Regions from separate parts of the Homo sapiens genome. Here all the other regions are linked to region 1. Evidence: chromatin contacts called from ENCODE Hi-C or POLR2A ChIA-PET data. All regions are on one chromosome and are shown on one strand. Each heading gives the region's core, a stretch centred on a gene start or an enhancer-like site at or near the end of the contact. The rest is flanking DNA. Distances are from core to core; before and after follow the strand shown. Region 1 holds the start of ASPSCR1 (ASPSCR1 tether for SLC2A4, UBX domain containing). Region 2 holds the start of OXLD1 (oxidoreductase like domain containing 1). Region 3 holds the start of ACTG1 (actin gamma 1). Region 4 holds the start of CYBC1 (cytochrome b-245 chaperone 1).

Region 1 (2,700 bases), core at 201-2,700:
CCTCACTCATGGCCACGCTGATGTCCTGCACCTCCTGCTGACTTGTCACCTCCCTTCATCATTGCCCCAAACGTTTAACCAAGGATCCAGACTGTGGGACAGTCTAAGGAAAATAGGAACAGACTCTTCAAAAACGCCACTAAAGAATTAAAACCCACCAGGTGATGTGTGGCTCAGTAAGGTTCTGAGGTTGCACAGAGCATGGGACTGGCTGGCTGGATGGGAGGGCTATGGCTAGCCTGGGGCTTTCCCCAGGTTTCTCCAATGTACATAGATGTCCGTGTTTGTCAGCATACAGGTGTGTGTGGGTGACATGGATATGTCATCGACAGGAAGGCACAACAGCACCCATGCAGAGATGTCCTTAGACTCAGCAATGACTGCCGGGTGCGGTGGCTCACGTGTGTAATCCCAGCCCTGTGGGAGGATTGACTGATAACTGCACCAGTTCCCCCTTCCACAGGCTACTGGGCAGCTGAGCCCTAGCCAGGAGTCCGCAGAGACAGGCAGGCACATGGAGAGAGGAGTGCCAAGGCCCGGCTGAGCCATGGAGGTGGGGGGCGGGGCGGAACACGTGCGAGTGCTGTCCATGAGTGGCCCAGGTGCTGGGAGCTAAGCACATTCGACGGCTGCGAGTCAGGAGGGCAGCTCCTTCTGGAAGCCTGGAGCTGGTGAGGCCAGGTGCTTTCCCTGCTGCGGTGGCTGGCGATGGGAGTGTTTCCTGAGGCTGCCACCAAGCCCCTCCTCAGCATGGGTTGGTGCGGGAAGTCCTTGAGTGCCTGTGGGTCGGCAGGAGCTCCGGTGAGACTCAAGTTCGCTCACCCCACGGTTCTGAAACCGGTCTCCCGCCTTTCCTACCCTCAGGTTTAGGGACCGTCGCGGCAGCCCTAGGGCTGCCAGATTCTGCACTCCCATTTTAGGATGAAAGAAATCAGGTCTAGACTGAGGGCCACGAGTCCCAACACCCAGGGAGGATCCGTACAGGGGCGGGGGGACTGCCCCAAACCATAAGGTCAGGAGGTGGACGCTGACCACAGGGACAGGTGGGCAGGGAAGAGGCTCAGCTGCTGGAGTGGAGGAAGCCGGGAGGGTCGGGGGAGAGCAGGGCACCGAGCTGGGGACGTGTCAGGGACGAAGCGAGGGTGGGCGAGCGCGGACCGCTGGGACCCCGGGGCTCAGTGCCGCTCACCGGGGGTGACCGCGCGCCCAGCCCCGGCCCAGCCTGGCCCCGGCGAGCCCATCCAAGCCGCGCTTCCCGGAGGCAGAGGACGACCGCGCTTTCCGGGTCTGGCGCGGGCTTTGGCGGCCCAAGGGCGGGGCCGGGGCGCCGTGGGTGGGGAAAGGGCGGGGCCTGGCAGGACCCGGAAGTGCGCTGCGGCCCCGCCCCCTGGCCGCGTGGCTGCGCGTCCTGGCTGTTGCCGATAAAGTTGTTTGACGCCGGCCCGGCGGCGGGTCACGTGAGCGGAAAATGGCGGCCCCGGCAGGCGGCGGAGGCTCCGCGGTGTCGGTGCTGGCCCCGAACGGCCGGCGCCACACGGTGAAGGTGACGCCGAGCACCGTGCTGCTTCAGGTGCGGCCGCCCGCCCGGGGCGGACGGGTAGGCGGGCGGGGGGCGCTGCGCCGAGGCCCCGCCCATTGCGGTCGGCGTCCCGGTGTTCGGGGGCGGGGCCTCGGCGGCCAATGAGCGGCCTCCTGAGCGGCGGCCCCGCCCCCTGCTCGCCGTCACCTGCGCTTCCGCTGGGGTCCCGGGGGTCCCGGGGGTCCCGAGTGGGGGCGGGGCGGTGGCGAGCCTTCCCAGGGGTGAGGTAGAACGGCGCCGCGTGTCACCCGCATCGAGTACTCGGCGCCCGGCCGAGCCCAGCTCGCGAGGGCGCCGGGAAGAGGGAGGAGTGGAGCCCTAGACCCGCGTTCCCATTCCGGGGCGTCCCCCGGAGCGGGAGCCCGGGTTGCGCGGTGGCAGATGTCCCGGCCGTGGGGCCTGGAAGCGATTTTTGCCGAGTCACTCACTGCACTTTTACTTGGGCACCTTGTGACCGCGAATCAATTAAATGTAAAAGTATTGGCTGGGCGCGGTGGCTCACGCCTGTAAATCCCAGCACTGTGGGATGCCGAGGCGGGTGGATCACGAGGTCAAGAGATCAAGACCATCCTGGCTAAAACGGTGAAACCCCGTCTGTACTAAAAAAATACAAAAAAATTTAGCCGGGCGTGGTGGCGGGCGCCTGTAGTCCCAGCTACTCGGGAGGCTGAGGCAGGAGAATGGCGTGAACCTGGGAGGCAGAGCTTGCAGTGAGCCGAGATCGCGCTACTGCACTCCAGCCTGGGAGACAGAGCGAGACTCCATATCAAAAAAAAAAAAAAAAAGTATTTATTGAGCCTCTGCTGCGTGGGGGACCGTGAGGATCCGAAGGTGCACACGACTCGGAGTTTGCGGGAGCAGCCCACGGCGTGGGGTCCCCAGGCCTGGGCAGGTGGAGGGCGCAGCCAGGAGGCTGTTGGTGCCAGGCGTGCAGAGTGCGGAAGTGGGGCGCTCCCGCAGAGGCTGCGCGGGACCCCTTGGTGCAAGGCCACGGCTTTGGCTTTTTATGGAGAAGAGGGGCGGAGGCGGTGCAGGCAGTGGCAGCAGGTGCACAGAACCGTGCCAGAGCCAGGGGGTAGCTTGTGCTAGGCAAGTTTAAGGCAGGTTGCAGAACTACAGGG
Region 2 (2,700 bases), core at 79-2,578, 310 kb before region 1:
TCCAGGGCAGCCAGGGCCCGCTCCCCACCGTCCTGGAAGTGCTGCAGCAGCCTGTCCGCGTACTCCACCCACACGCAGTTGGGGCAGCCACTCATGCAGCAGTTTGTGGGCGGCTGGAGCTCAGGTGGCAGCGATGCCTTGGGCGGCCTGGTGCCGTCCGCACCTGCTTGGGAGCCCACCTCTACGTGGTCTGTCCCGAATTTTCTGCGCCCATCAGGGGCTTGCGCTCCGGGATGGTGCCTTTGAAGAAAGCTGCCACCTCCAGGAAGCCTCTGGCAGCAGTCCGGGCTGGAGAACCGGCGAGCCCCCTGAGGATGCAGACAAACATGTGACTCTCCAGGAAGCTGGTGAGGCCCGGTCTACCCCCAGCAGTGAGGACATTTCAGCTCTCCTGTCATTGGGCAACTGGCTCCATGTCCTCAGCTTTTTCACTTCCTGTGACTTTAGACATGTTATTTCACCTCTCTAGACTCAGTTTCCCCACTGTGCAATGGAAGTCATGGGTATGACACGGTGTGATTCACAAGAAGTGCCAGGATCAGGGCCTGGCGCCGGGTGTGCACTCAAGCACATGGTGGGGGGTGGGGGAGGCACTCGACACCTCCAGCTAAGATGGCTGCTCTGTGGACACCAGTATGCGAGAGGTGTAACCCTGTAAGCTCCTGGCCAGCCCAGCACCTCTACCAGTATAACCAAGCCCCACCACCTCTGAGGGACCAACCGGAAGAATCGCACCACCCTTTATCCAAGTTTCCCTGTCACAAAGCCCAGGCCTCTCAGGCCCCTCTCATCCCAGCGTGAATGTCCTATAGGCAGTCTTCCGTCGCTGCCCTGCTCTATCTACCCAGGATCACGGACTGACACGCTACCAACTTCACTTATTTAACTAGTCCTGCGAGGGGCATCATCCGCTCCATGTCCACGGCCAGTCCCCAGAGCCCAGGAGGGCTCGCACACAGGCGCTCGGCAGATACTGAGAAACAGGAAAGTGGCCGTTCACCGGGCTGCTTCCTCTCCCAAGGCTAAGCGGCCCCTCCACAGATTCCGGGGCGGGGACTCGGTAAGAGCCGATGGAGGAGAGGAGCGAGGGGTCCTTCGGCGGCGGCCAGCGCGCGATCCTCCCGGCTCCGTCCCCACATGCGGGTGGAGGGGCCGGGGCTCCTCCCGGTACGTGCGGGCCCCCGGACAGCGGCCTCTCGGACGTGCCCTTCGGCGCTGCCAAGACCCGTCCTGGTACTTGCCGAGCCACGGACCGCGGCGGCTACCGCCCGGCCTCCCTCGACCACCCTCCGCAGCAGCATCGCCCGCGGACGGGATCCGGCAACCCCTGACCGTGAGCGGCGGGCGCTCCGGCCAATCCCGGACCTTCAGGAAGTCGCGCCGCTCCAGCCAGCGTGAGGCTGAGCGCAGGAAGCGGAAGTGCCGATCGGTGGGGCGGAACCATGCAGGAAGGCGGAAGTGGCTTCGCTAGGGAGCCTCCCGGCGTGGAGATGGCGGGAGCTGGTCGCGGAGCAGCGGTGTCCAGGGTGCAGGCGGGTCCTGGGAGTCCCCGGCGAGCGCGGGGGCGGCAGCAAGTGCAGCCGCTGGGGAAGCAGCGCCCAGCCCCGTGGCCCGGGCTTCGCAGGTGACTGCGCTGCCCCGCGAGGCCGCCACACTTCCCCAGAGAAGGGGACGCCTTGAAGGCTCCGCCCGGGACCCCCTAGGGAGCGTTCGCTCGGACCCCTTCCCCAGGTCGGGCTCAGTGCCCTCCTCTGTCTGTGCCCGCGGCCCACGCTCCGCCAGGATCGGTTGAATGAATGGAGGCGCGAGCGAGTCCTTGGTTTTGCCTTTCCCGCGTCCCAGTGTCCCGTCTTTGTGGTTCTGGACGAGGTCAGGGCGGAAAGGCCTCCTGGGCTTTCGGAGTGCCTTTCGGCCTCGCGTCCCGTGAGGAAGGGGTTCAGGGACAGCCACTGAGTGAGACCGAGAGGAAAGATCCCTGCTCCCTGGACTGCTGGACCGGCTCGCACCACAGAAGCCAGATGTGGCCCCTGTATAGATAGATTCTTTTTTTTTTTTTTTTTTTGAGACGGAGTCTCACTCTGTCGCCCAGGCTGGAGTGTGGAGTGCAGTGGCGCGATCTCGGCTCACTGCAAGCTCCGCCTCCCGGGTTCACGCCATTCTCCTGCCTCAGCCTCCCGAGTAGCTGGGACTACAGGCGCCCGCCACCACGCCCGGCAAATTTTTTGTATTTTTAGTAGAGACGGGGTTTCACTGTGTTAGTCAGGATGGTCTCGATCTCCTGACCTCGTGATCCGCCCATCTCGGCCTCCCAAAGTGCAGGGATTACAGGCGTGAGCCACCAAGCCCGGCCAGCCCGTGTAGATTCTATTGCCAGACCCAACTATTGTTTCTCTTACTGATTCTGCTTGTGCTTTACTTGGGACGGGTCTCACCCCCGTGTTCTTTCTCCCAGCAAAGAGAAGAAGAAAGTGAACTGCAAGCCCAAGAACCAGGACGAACAGGAGATTCCTTTCCGGCTCCGGGAGATTATGAGGAGCCGCCAAGAGATGAAAAACCCGATCAGTAACAAGAAGAGGAAGAAAGCAGGTGTGTGCAGGCCCATACTGGGCGGCAGTGAAGCTTTGTGTGTCTCAACCCGCCCAATCGCCCAAATACTTCAGAACGTTTCAGGCAGAGGAAATATGCCAAGACCCGGTGCTC
Region 3 (2,700 bases), core at 1-2,500, 460 kb before region 1:
GCGCCCAGAGGCGTAGAGGGACAGCACGGCCTGGATGGCCACGTACATGGCCGGGGTGTTGAAGGTCTCAAACATAATCTGAGAAGGGACAAGGGGCGGCTTAGTCAGGGACAGAGACCCACGGCCACCCCATGCTCACACGCCACAACATGCTGCATGCCAGTGTGATGTGTGGAGAAAAGAAAAGAACGCAGGCAGAAACCAAATGAGAAACCTGGAGGCTTCAGGGAGGAAATGCCGGGAGAGGAACAGAGCCTGGAACAGCGAAAGAAACACTTAAATGTCAGAAATCAAGCCGGGCAGAAAATGACTGGGGAAAGGACGGGAGGAGCACGGGCGTCGGCCGAGCCTCACCTGAGTCATCTTCTCTCTGTTGGCCTTGGGGTTCAGGGGGGCCTCGGTCAGCAGCACTGGGTGCTCCTCCGGGGCCACGCGCAGCTCGTTGTAGAAGGTGTGGTGCCAGATCTTCTCCATGTCGTCCCAGTTGGTGACGATGCCATGCTCAATGGGGTACTTCAGGGTCAGGATGCCACGCTTGCTCTGGGCCTCGTCGCCCACGTAGGAGTCCTTCTGGCCCATGCCCACCATGACGCCCTGCAGGGGACGACCCGTCAGCCTCGCCGGCGACACCGAACCCACCCCGCAACGCAGAACCCAGGAGCCCCGCGGCGCCATCCACTCACCTGGTGTCTGGGGCGCCCGACGATGGAAGGAAACACGGCTCGGGGAGCGTCGTCCCCAGCAAAACCAGCTTTGCACATGCCGGAGCCATTGTCAATGACCAGCGCGGCGATCTCTTCTTCCATTGCGACCTGCCCGGAAAAGGATGGACTCAGGCGGGCGCGTCTGTAACACGGTCCCCTCCCCACAGCCACCTAATGCCCTCCCGCGGGGAAGCCTCGGCCCTGCCCCAACCCCAGCGGCCGTGGCCTCCAAGATCGCAACCGCCTGGAACCGAAGGCCGGGCCTTTTACGTAACGTCCACGGCTCGGAAGTCTGCACTGCGGCCGGGCCCCGCCCTGGACCCCCGGCGCCCCCCCAGCCCCGTCCGCCTGACCCGGCCCACCCCGCCTTTTGTTCCCGGGGAAGGCGCGACGAGGCCTCGGCAGCTGGAAGCGGGGCCAGCCGGGGTCGGGGGGCGCAGGCCTGCGACGTCCAGCTCAGGCCCCGGGGCGGGGCGCTCACCGGCAGAGAAACGCGACGGCGGAGCGGCGGAAGAACAGAGTGCGAGAGCTGGCAGCGGCGACTGAGACCGACCGCGGCCTCCCCCGCCGTTATTTAAGCGGAAGCGGCGCGCCCGCGCGGCCCGGCGGCGCGCGCGGCCCCAGAACATGTCCATATATGGCGATCTTTCCGAAAGCCGGGCACCCATTGGCCCGCCGGGCAGGGACACGTGGGGCCCCGGCCCGCCCCGCCCCCAGCCCGCACCGCCTCCCAACGGCCCCGCCCGCGCCACCCCCGCGCGCTCGCGACCCTGCGCGGGCCGGCGGGCGGGTCTGAGTTGGGGCGCCCTCCGAGGGTCGCCGGGAGGGCCGAAGGGCTGACGGGCCTGGCCCCTCCCCGGGACTGCCGCGCCGTGGGGAGGGCCCTGCTGCGCCCCGAAACTGCCTGACCCGGGGCGGGGCCGCGCCGGAGCTGGGGTGGGTCCCCGAGTCCCCGGCCACGCTGCGGGGCTTTGCTCCCTGGGACGTCCCTTGCAATCTTTCCCCTCGGGCTCCACGAGGATCTCGGGCGCCAGTGCCGGGCTGAGGAAGGGGCGCGGCGGGGGTCCGCGACGCTCTGCGTCCCTGGGCGCGGGGGAGCTCTCAGGAGCCCTCACCTCGCCCCGGTCACCATAGGAAACAGCCCGCCCGTCCCCAAGCGCAGCCACCACCATGCAGGTCCCTCCACGGGGCGCCCTGCCCCGGATCTCCGTTCGTTTGAAGACCGAGGCCCCTTTCTACCCGACCCGACACATCCCTGCCCCTCAAATCACAGGCCTGATTGTCCCCAGGCGCGCGCTCCGGGTTGGGGCTACCCCGCCCCCTTATGTGCTGAGAAGGTGGTGTGGAGTGAGGCCTTTGTTTCATTCTGGTCACCTGTAGACATTATAGGGAAACTGAGGTAGACAATGGGAGCCCTGACTTTTTTGAAGGTCGGCTCCCCAGCTTCGGGCGGTCGGGGGGATACCCTCTTCTGTTTACGATGCTAGTTAAGAGCAGCGATCAGGGCTGGCGTGGGTTTAGCCACAGGCTTGTCCAGGGCGCTCACTCCTCGCCAGGAGCGGCGCCGGTGCTTTGGTTACACCCCGAGAGGCGCCCGGCACTACGGTTTCCTTGTGCGCTGCTGGAATTTTCAGGGTTGGAGCGCCGGCCGCGTAGGGGTGGCAGTGAGGCCGCGCAGTGAGGGGACGGACTCGCCCGAGGTCGCAGAGCGTTCAGATTGACTCGACAGGCTGGGGGGCGGGGCCGGGGTCCCCACGCGGAGTCCGGGGCCCTGCAACGTTAGCTCGCGACCCCGTGTTTGGGAGTGACAACAGCGAGTCAGGGCAAGGCGGCCGGCCCAGCTCACCTGCGGGCTGCAGTCAGCCCGGACGCCGAGACCCGTGCCTAAGGCCCCCGTGCCCCAGGCCTCCCAGGGGTGCTGAGCGCCCCCAGGCCCAGAATCTCCGGGGGCCCGGGCAAGGCTGTCAGGTATGTTCCCTCCCGTGGCGAAGCCGGG
Region 4 (2,700 bases), core at 42-2,541, 470 kb after region 1:
TCCCCCAGAGACCCCGTTTCCTGTGTAAGGAAGGCCCTTTTCCGTTCACAGCGACACCGACTGCGCGGGGGCTGTTTCCCGCTCAGACTCACGAGCTACAGCTGCATCACCACCTGCCCCGTCCTGTCTGGAAACCTTATGTCCTGAGGCCGCTAGCCCCCAGCAGCCTTTAAGCTTCTAGCATCTGTGGGCACCCCCTCTCCCCTGTGCTGGCCTCCACCAAGAAAGGAACTGAAAGTCCCATCATGGCTTCCGGCCGTACTGGCTCTCGCACTGGCATGGACCAACGATCTCAGCTCTCTCTCTGCCCTCCTCCACCTGCTGAAAGTTCAGACTGCACAGTAGAGGGTCCCAAAGCGGCCAGAACCGACGAGTCACCAAAGGGGCTAATCTTCCACAGCGGAGTTCCGCACGGGCGCAGCAGCCCTGCCACTTCACCGTACGCTCCCAACACTGGCCCCAGGGACCCCGTTCTGGTAGTTTCTCAGGGCTTTCCCTGTGAAGTCAAATCAAATTTCTGACATTAAGTAGGGGGTTCAGGCTGGGCGCGGTGGCTCAGGCCTGTAATCTCAGCACTTTGGGAGGACGAGGCGTGCGGATTGTTTGAGTCACGGAGTTCAAGACCAGCCAGGGCAACGTGGCGAAACCCCGTCTCCACAGAAAATACATAAAACAGCCCGGTGTGGTGGTGTACGCCTGTGGTCCTAGTTATTCAGGAGGCTGAGCTGGGAGGATCACCTGAGGCCGGGAGGTGGAGGCTGCAGTGAGCAGAAATCGTGCCACTGGACTCCAGCCTGGGTGACAGAGTGAGACCGTGTCTCAAAAAAATAAAAAATAGTGGGTTCAAATCACACAAACCAATCCTAGATGCTGGTATATGACTGGGCTCCCTCCCGGGCCTCAGTTGCCTCATTGCTCCCGAAACACCCGGCATTCCACATCCAAATGCACACACACACGCACACTCGCGGACACAAGCACACGCGCGCTGGCAAAGCCGCCCGCGCCGCTAGTCGCACCGAGCGCTCGTTTCTTTGTCCGGATCGGGGGCGCTCCCGCCGCCGGGGCCAACCTGCAGCGGAACAGGCGCGAGGCCGCCCGCGACGGGCACGGCGGGACACGGAACAGCCGGCAGGCGGGCCCAGGACGCAGACCCCTCCCGGAGTGGGCCTAAGGGTGCCGGGACGCGCGGCACGGAGCGGGAAGGAAGTGCGGAGCCCACCCAGCCCAGCCGCCTACCGAGAGCACAGCGGTCCCCGCGCCGCAGCAGAGAGACGCGAACCGGCGGGGGCGGGGCCGCGCGCACTTCCGGGATTGGAGCGGAGCCGAGCCGACTTTCGGGGGCGGGGCCGCGCGCGCTTCCGGGATTGGGGGCGGGGCCGCGCGCGCTTACGGGATTGGGGCGGGGCCGCAAGCATTTCCTGGATGGGGCGGAGCCGAGCGGATTTCCGGGATCCGGGCGGAGCCGCAGGAGGAGGCGGGTGGTTCCTGCTAAAGAAGCCAGTTTTCTTGAAAAAAAGAAACGTGCGGGGAAACGTATCCGACAGCAAAGAACTTACCAAGGACTATGAACGTCTTGCTAACATAGAAGCGAAACTGAAGCGGTTCTCATTGCCAAAAAAGAAGATTTGAGCATGAATAAGAACAGGAATTCGAGTGAATTTAAAATCCTCAGATGCTCCAGTCTGTAATTCATAATAATGTATTTTTTAACTCTGTTCACCTTTGGAGGATGCTGGTAAGCTCACCCCAGTTTGTGGCCTGGTTAATAAAAGGAAAGCATCAAGCATTTGTCCTGCCTTTATGAAATTTACAGCAGAGTAACCAAATACTGCATGAGAAGAATTTCTCATTATAGAAGTTTTCCCGCTAATAAATGAAGAAGAAACAGTAGGATTAAAACATCACCCTATGAATTAACGGACCTAGGCAATGTCATCAATGACTGCTAATTAACATCGCAAAAAGGTCAGTTAGATATCAGAAGTACACAACACTATGAAGTAGTCTTGCCAGAAAAAATTTAACCTGAATGTGAACAAGCTTCTAGAGTGAATTACTGGAAATGTGGAAGACAAGACTGTACTAAAGGATTCTACAAGGATACAGTCAGCAATTCGAAACCTCAACCATCTGAATGGACCCTTCCGCTTGGCCAAGAGCATTCCCAAGTTATCCTGAAAAACTAGCTCAGGCAGTGATGGGAAGGGGGAGACAGACATACCTCACTCCCTCCTCCCTTTTGGAATTCAGGCACACAGCTGACCAGCATTCACATTAAAACAGATCTTGAGGTGGCCAGGTGCGGTGGCTCACGCCTGTAATCCCAGCACTTTGGGAGGCCAAGGTGGGCAGATCACGAGGTCAGGAGATTGAGACCATCCTGGCTAACACAGTGAAACCTCATCTCTACTAAAAACACAAAAAAATTAGCTGGGCGTGGTGGCGGGTGCTCATAGTCCCAGCTACTCGGGAGGCTGAGGCAGGAGAATGGCGTGAACCCGGGAGGCAGAGCTTGCAGTGAGCCGAGATCGTGCCACTGCTCTCCAGCCTGGGCAACAGAGTGAGACTCCATCTCAATAAAAAATAACAAAACAAAACAAAAACAGATCTTGAAGTTGACAAAGTAGACTCTGTAGCAATGACGCCAAATTCCAGCCTGACTCTGGTATAGGACTACATGACAGATAGGAAGCCTTG

What was found. Hi-C counts contacts between places; a loop is a spot of excess contacts on that map. ChIA-PET counts read pairs that join two places held with the same protein, here RNA polymerase II (POLR2A). Pooled maps may share reads with other maps.
Region 2: a loop to region 1 is called in a map with no recorded cell type, with 6 times the contacts of the local background. The contact joins the promoter of OXLD1 here to the promoter of ASPSCR1 in region 1. A Hi-C loop is called at or near these places in 1 of 37 single-sample maps with no recorded cell type and 5 of 50 pooled maps. POLR2A ChIA-PET finds 5 or more read pairs at or near these places in 4 of 52 experiments (GM12878, H1, HEK293T and 1 more).
Region 3: a loop to region 1 is called in a pooled map, with 18 times the contacts of the local background. The contact joins the promoter of ACTG1 here to the promoter of ASPSCR1 in region 1. A Hi-C loop is called at or near these places in 2 of 37 single-sample maps with no recorded cell type and 8 of 50 pooled maps. POLR2A ChIA-PET finds 5 or more read pairs at or near these places in 2 of 52 experiments (K562 and activated naive CD8-positive, alpha-beta T cell).
Region 4: a loop to region 1 is called in a map with no recorded cell type, with 28 times the contacts of the local background. The contact joins the promoter of CYBC1 here to the promoter of ASPSCR1 in region 1. A Hi-C loop is called at or near these places in 4 of 37 single-sample maps with no recorded cell type and 10 of 50 pooled maps. POLR2A ChIA-PET finds 5 or more read pairs at or near these places in 1 of 52 experiments (GM10248).

The regions. Positions count from the first base shown.
Region 1 is chr17:81,976,179-81,978,878 of GRCh38, forward strand. ASPSCR1 (ASPSCR1 tether for SLC2A4, UBX domain containing) reads left to right here and starts at 1,451. Exons shown (of 16, transcript NM_024083.4): 1 at 1,451-1,570. The coding sequence starts at 1,469. LOC105371939 (a long non-coding RNA gene) reads right to left here and starts at 1,307. Exons shown (of 2, transcript XR_933953.4): 1 at 1,190-1,307; 2 at 1-779. It overlaps LOC124904087 (a long non-coding RNA gene), which reads left to right. Exons shown (of 2, transcript XR_007065951.1): 2 at 1-157. RefSeq lists enhancers at 63-836, 837-1,608 and a silencer at 1,087-1,946.
Region 2 is chr17:81,665,277-81,667,976 of GRCh38, forward strand. OXLD1 (oxidoreductase like domain containing 1) reads right to left here and starts at 1,329. Exons shown (of 2, transcript NM_001039842.3): 1 at 1,242-1,329; 2 at 1-308. The coding sequence starts at 1,301. CCDC137 (coiled-coil domain containing 137) reads left to right here and starts at 1,461. Exons shown (of 6, transcript NM_199287.3): 1 at 1,461-1,624; 2 at 2,453-2,586. The coding sequence starts at 1,491. RefSeq lists enhancers at 255-364, 525-1,446, 1,447-2,368 and silencers at 1,025-1,344, 1,545-1,694.
Region 3 is chr17:81,511,549-81,514,248 of GRCh38, forward strand. It overlaps ACTG1 (actin gamma 1), which reads right to left and starts at 1,251. Exons shown (of 6, transcript NM_001614.5): 1 at 1,186-1,251; 2 at 684-812; 3 at 355-594; 4 at 1-78. The coding sequence starts at 806. RefSeq lists enhancers at 697-786, 1,997-2,276, 2,307-2,356 and silencers at 1,007-1,176, 1,377-1,856, 2,487-2,676.
Region 4 is chr17:82,449,461-82,452,160 of GRCh38, forward strand. It overlaps CYBC1 (cytochrome b-245 chaperone 1), which reads right to left and starts at 1,292. Exons shown (of 7, transcript NM_001033046.4): 1 at 1,240-1,292. RefSeq lists an enhancer at 103-362 and a silencer at 993-1,352.